Regions from separate parts of the Homo sapiens genome. Here region 2 is linked to region 1. A link is a loop called in an ENCODE intact Hi-C map of the cell type or tissue named here. Cell type or tissue: PC-9. All regions are shown on one strand. Each heading gives the region's core, and the rest is flanking DNA. Links, peaks and the distances in the headings are about the cores only.

Region 1 (2,926 bases), core at 265-2,764:
CAGTACTGGGAGGCCGAGATGGGCAGATCACCGGAGGTCAAGAGTTCGAGACCAGCCTGTCCAACACGGTGAAATCCCGTCTCTACTAATAATACAAAAATGAGCCTGGCATGGTGGCAGGCACCTGTAATCTCAGTTACTCAGGAGGCTGAAGCAGGAGAATCGCTTGAACCTGGGAGGCGGAGGTTGCAGTGAGCCAAAATTGTGCCATTGCACTCCATCCTGGGCAACAGAGTGAGACTCCATCTCAAAAAAAAAAAAAAAAAAAAGACGTATATTGCATACTGTATTCTTTGCTTGCTGACTCTGTTACTGCCAGCCCTCTATCAGTTTCAGTCTATTTTCTGGACAATTTATTGCCTTCTCATATCCTTTTCCCCATAATATCTCTGAGAATCTGAAATGCTTTGCTGTAATGAAACTCCTTAGCCCATATAATATCAGCCTTTAAGGTGATTGTATTGCTTATACACCTGGTCTGAGAGATCATTGATTTTCAAATTCTTCCTTGAAAATCGTCTCTTCTGTTCTTGAATCCCCTATGTCCCAATCAATTCCCCATGAAGTCCATCTTTTCCAGGACTCAATTCACCTGAACTTCAGCATTCTCTTTGGCCAGCCTTCCCTGGAAGTCTACTTAGGGGGCATAGTTGACAATAATGTATATACAGCAGCCACAGAAATGTCTATGAGAGATATCAATATTTTTCAGATTTTAACTTCTGAAGTTCCTACAGGTAAGTGTTTTGTTGATGCTAGAAGAAAACAAGTTATAAGAGGTGTGTGAGCTTGATAATTGCTTAAGATGTTAATAGTCATTTAATCCTTAACTTGGTGGGAATCACATTGTGTGGCTGTAATGTAGGACTTCAAAACAAACCATCAGAAGTGTAAAGACTGGTTTTAATAAGCAGAGAGTTTGGCCTGCCTACTTTCCTCCCCCTCAATTTTTAAATGGGCCCAAGCAATTTGAAAACCAGAATGTACTAAACAGATAAGTTGATGTTTGTGAAACAGATATGTTGATGGCAGCATCAACATATCTTATGTGGTAAAGGGAGCTAAGTTTTTATGAGGCTATTATAATGGCTCTTTTATATACCCTGGAAATCCCATTTTAGACAACCATTTCCATCAGAGACTTCGGGATTGCAATAGGTAGTATGAGATATGTTACATTACGTGGTGATCGAAGTATCATGAAATACTCTTATGCTCTGCAGGCTTTTTATACAAATATGGCATGTATACAGGCAACTTATACAAATATCTAAGGCTTTTTCCTTCTGATTAAAAATTGTTTACTCTGGAATTTAACATTTATTTAATAACGTTTTAAAATAACACGAAGGGGTTTGCGTTAAAATAAGACGTATAAAAGCTGCTAGTATCTGTCAATATTTCATTCTTTAAGTATTCCCTGGTCCCGAAAATGAAATGTTGAGAACGTTGACAATTTCATTTCACAGGAAGAAACCACATAGTTTCTTTATCATAACAGCTCCCCCTGCTGATACAAAGTGAGAGCTTCGTAACTTCCTTTCAACTTTTCAGGGACTCTGGAAACATGGCTGGAAAACATTATTCTCAACTGAACCGTAGCCAGGAAAGTCTCAGGAGGGAATTCTTTCCTGACATAAAATTAAACCTGGCTTCAGCATATCTTAGGGGGGAAAAAGAAGGAAAACTTACTGTCGATGTTTCTTGGCTTGGCTTGCTTTCTGTTCTTAAAGCAACATTATTTTTAAAATCTGCAACAAAGCTTGTCATCTGCCAAGTCAGCCCAAGTCTCCTAGCCTCTCCAGTTAGGTTTCTGTGCCTTGTTGCCCTTTTATGTCCCTTGACTCCACTCAGACTGTTACCATGAATGGATGCCTTTTAACTTACCTGCAGTAGGAGCAAGTAGATGTCACTCTGTTTCCCATGGAAGGGAACCTGGTGCTAAAAGTCCCACAAAGCTCCAGGCATGGTGGCACCTGTGTGGTGATGGAGCTTCCAGGCCACAGATTATATGACCTGGTGCTACTGGCAAGAAAGTAGTAGGTTATTTATTCACCTGAGGGCTTATGCTGTTAGAATCATTGAGTTAAAAAAAAAAAAAGAATTGCCTCTACCAGGGCACTTGTAGGTGAAAGATTTCTTATATTGCATGCATACTTGCCAAAGCAGTGCTGGTTTCTGGTCACCCCCTTCTCTGGCATGACATTCTTTTCTGTTTCCATCAAATGCAAAGACTTAGAGCTTATTTATGGGTGTGAAAGGACTACGGCAAGAGAACTGATCCCTCCCCACTGCAAGGAGCTTTATAGGATGCAGAAGTGGTCATTGTAGGTCTTTGGAAGTTCAGGCATTGGCGCCTGGCTCTGAAATTATTACCCTCATTAAAATGCTTTTCTAGGATTATGGAATGCTACGTTTGGTATCACATAGTCAATATGAACCCTGTGCAGACAGGTAAACAACACATCACACACTCCATATACCTTGCTAAAAAACACCCAGCAGAGACCCTGACAAACTTCAGCACATGCCTGTGTGATCTGATTTAAAATCTGCTCCTAGCAAGTTGCACTGCTTAAGAAAACATATCTTCTTCAATTAGCCTATATAGTAGATGGCTTTTTGGAAGCTAAAGTGTTATATATCTAAGACATTAACTTAAAATGTAAATATTTCAGGAAAGGAGAATAAAGTTAACATTTACACTGAATTATATTTTTAGAGGGAACACCTAGCCACTTACCTAGCCAGGAGGCCCTGATGATAGAGCTCACATTATTGATCGGGAGTGCAGTGCTTTGAGGAAGATGGGCTGAAGGGAAAGGTCAGGCTGGGGACAGTGGGTGTTACCTGGGAGGCCCTGTGCAGCTTTGCGAGTGAGAGACCCGGGTATACTGGAGACAAAATGAAGGCACTGTGGGATAGG
Region 2 (2,926 bases), core at 290-2,789, 260 kb before region 1:
TTTCTTTTTCTTTCTTTCTTTCTTTCTTTCTTTCTTTCTTTCTTTCTTTCTACTCTTCTGTCTGTCTCTGTCTCTGCCTTTCTTTCCTTCCTTCCTTTCTTCATTCCCAGTTTTTATCCCAAAAGAAGATTAGGCCAAAAAAGTTGCAAAATACACTGATGTATCTAATGTCACAAATGTTAGTTATACTTTGAAGATTTTTGACTAATAGTCATGTGTTCTAATAATAGTAATAGCCACTATTACTATTTATTGCTTTTCCAGTCGGTTACAGTATAAATGATCTCAGTAAATCAACCTAACAGTTCTAGGAAAGAGATATTATTTTCCCTGAGCATATTTTAGGGCTTAAGGGTTTAGTAACTTGCCCATTGTTAAATAGCCATGCCATCCCCTTTTCTTGGGCCATTTTGCTGCTCTTAGCATAATGGTAGGTAATGGGCATGAGGTGGGGGTGGAAGAGCAAAGAGTGGGGGCCAAATATCTGTCATAGGACAGATATTTGACTGTCCTGTGAATTACATGTGTATATAAAAATTGTTTCATTAAGGAAAAAAACTGAACTAGCCTTTGATCAGCTCTCGTGAGAATTGACTCACTTATCACAAGGAAAGCATGGGGGAAACTGCCCCTATGATCCAATCACCTCCCACCAGGTCCTTCCTTTGACACATGGAGATTACAATTTGAGATGAGATTTTGGTGGCAACACAGAGCCAGACCATATCATTTACCATTTTGGGCTGTTTTCATAAGTAAATATTGGGAGACTAATTTAGGAGATGCTATTGTTGGGTCCCATTAAACAATTAAAAGGGCTTGCAGGGGAGACAATTGTGTAAAGCCAGGGTGAGAATGCTGACCCACACGTCGAACACTAGACAACAGGTGTATGTTGACTGTCTACTCTGTGATCACTAGAATAAATAAGTGACCTGAATTTTGAGTATAAAAAGGGAAAAGTGTAAAAATGTAGCAAAACTCTGAGCTTCCTTTATCCATCAGGTCCTAGTGAACATAAATACCCATCCCACTTCTCTAACTTCTTTTGATACTGGCTTCTTTCGATAGTGATTTAGTATAACGATCCAACTTTCTGGACTGGGCTTCACAGGGCTGTTGTTTTCACCTGTCCTTTTCCTTGAATTGGTGGTGCACCCCCTCAGAGAGCATGTGGAGTAGGGGGCACCTATAATGCACTCCATTTGGGCAAACTAAGCTACATCTGCTCTCTCCAAACAACAGTCCACGCTGACACATGCTAGGCCTAGTGGGTCCTCATCTTTCCCGGTTTCTAGAGATTCTCCTTTAGTTTAGGCCTGGAGACTTTCTGCTCTGTGTTGATTACTGTTGAGCAGTTTCTGGTGTCTCAATAGTGCTCCCTGCTGGAGATGCTCTATCATCAGATATACCACCTTTGGCAAGAAGTCGGAGGACTCTCCATCAAGTGTGAACCTGGGCTGTTCCTGCTATTCATTACCCTAGAAAGGACTCTGATAAATCATTAAGCTAGCCCTAGGGGGTCTGGTCAAGGCTCAGCTCTTTTATTGTTTGACATTTGTAATTCCTAAGGGTGGAAGGAATTCTCAGGTGTTACTCTAATAACAGCCTTGAGCCAGATGCTCTCCATCAAAAACTCTCTCAATAGTGGATTGTTCAAGAACAGAGTTCAGTATTTATACACATTTAACAAATCTTACTCCTCTCTAATTCACACAGTGTTTTGAAGGGCAGGGGACAGAACTTCTCTGGAGCTCCCAGGGCAAATGCAAGACTCTTAAGGGCCAGGGCACATTTATTAGTATGATCTCCATATCATACCTAACATATTAAAATACATCCCACATCCAGTAATCTTTTTATTTGCTATTTAAAAACAATTTTGAAAATTATTTTTAAAAATTTTGCTTTTGAAATTATTTTCATGTAGGTAATTTAGTTACTGTTATCTCCCAGCAATCAAATGCATTCTTGTGAATTTCTGCCAAGTGAGAGAAAGTAACATAATTTATTTATAAATGTGTGAAATGTTTATTAATAGTAACAATAAAGTTAACATGATACATACTGATGTTTAAGCATTTATTAATTCTCATTTTGCATTTTTTTATTTTGATATATTTTTCCTCTTTTCTTTCTTTCTTTCCTTTTTTTAAAGAGTTCTCAGACCTTTCAAAAGGTCTCAGACCCTAAGCACCATGTTCTCTAATGAATAAGATTGTACAACCAATGTTAATCAGCTTCTCAGGTAGGTAACCTTACCTTATACAACTCATAAGGCTAGGTATTAAGTTGGACTATATAAAATTGATGTTTTTTCTTGTAAAATATGATCAAATAGAAGGAATTTCACATAATTTAAACTAATAGTTTATGTTCATTCTATTCTGCTACTGAACACTATCTATATTATTCCTTTCATCTAACTGGATTTTTGTACCCATTAACCAACTCCTCTTTATCTCCCTTCAGTCCTCTGGTAAACTAGTAGTTTTTGGTTACAAATATAATATGTTTTCCCCCTTGGACACATGGATTTAAATCGTAGAGCTAAGACTAGTAAAAGCAACTGCTGTGCACGTGGCTGGTGCTCAGCATTTGCTGAATGAATGTATGCACACCTAAGCAAATAACCAAACTAAACATAACAATGTAAATAAGAGTTAAATTGCATGGTACAGACGTGTGGTCATGGACCTGGCAGAATATGTTAACCATACAAAGCCGTTTGAAAATTACTTTGAAGTTTTTTAAACCAACATTCTGTTTTTAATTTAATTTTGTTTTTTTTTAGAAGAGATTGGCATTTTCCGTGGGATAAAGCAGTTCTGGCGTATTTCACTGTTGACTTCTCATTAGGGAACAAAAAATGGAAACATCACAGGAGTTTAAGGAAGAAAAATTTAAAAAAAAATTATAGACCTAA

What was found. A loop is a pair of places that touch in the nucleus more often than their neighbours do. Peaks named below come from ENCODE experiments on the same cell type or tissue, not always from the same donor. Only the 100,000 strongest peaks of a DNase experiment are listed, where the experiment ranks them.
Region 2: it touches region 1 in a loop (7-fold over the local background); 8 of 110 quality-filtered maps call a loop at or near these places.

Annotation. Positions count from the first base shown.
Region 1 is chr5:39,546,233-39,549,158 of GRCh38, forward strand. No RefSeq gene overlaps it. Among named protein-coding and RNA genes, the nearest start is that of LINC02104, 27 kb to the left of the region's middle. In PC-9, for the core only: CTCF peaks have their summits at 1,505 (motif pointing left) and 1,707; a DNase peak (open chromatin) is centred at 1,509.
Region 2 is chr5:39,282,133-39,285,058 of GRCh38, forward strand. C9 (complement C9) reads right to left here. Exons shown (of 11, transcript NM_001737.5): 11 at 2,008-2,926. Among named protein-coding and RNA genes, the nearest start is that of FYB1, 64 kb to the left of the region's middle. RefSeq lists a silencer at 1,038-1,202. In PC-9, for the core only: CTCF peaks have their summits at 1,370 (motif pointing left) and 1,571; a DNase peak (open chromatin) is centred at 1,399.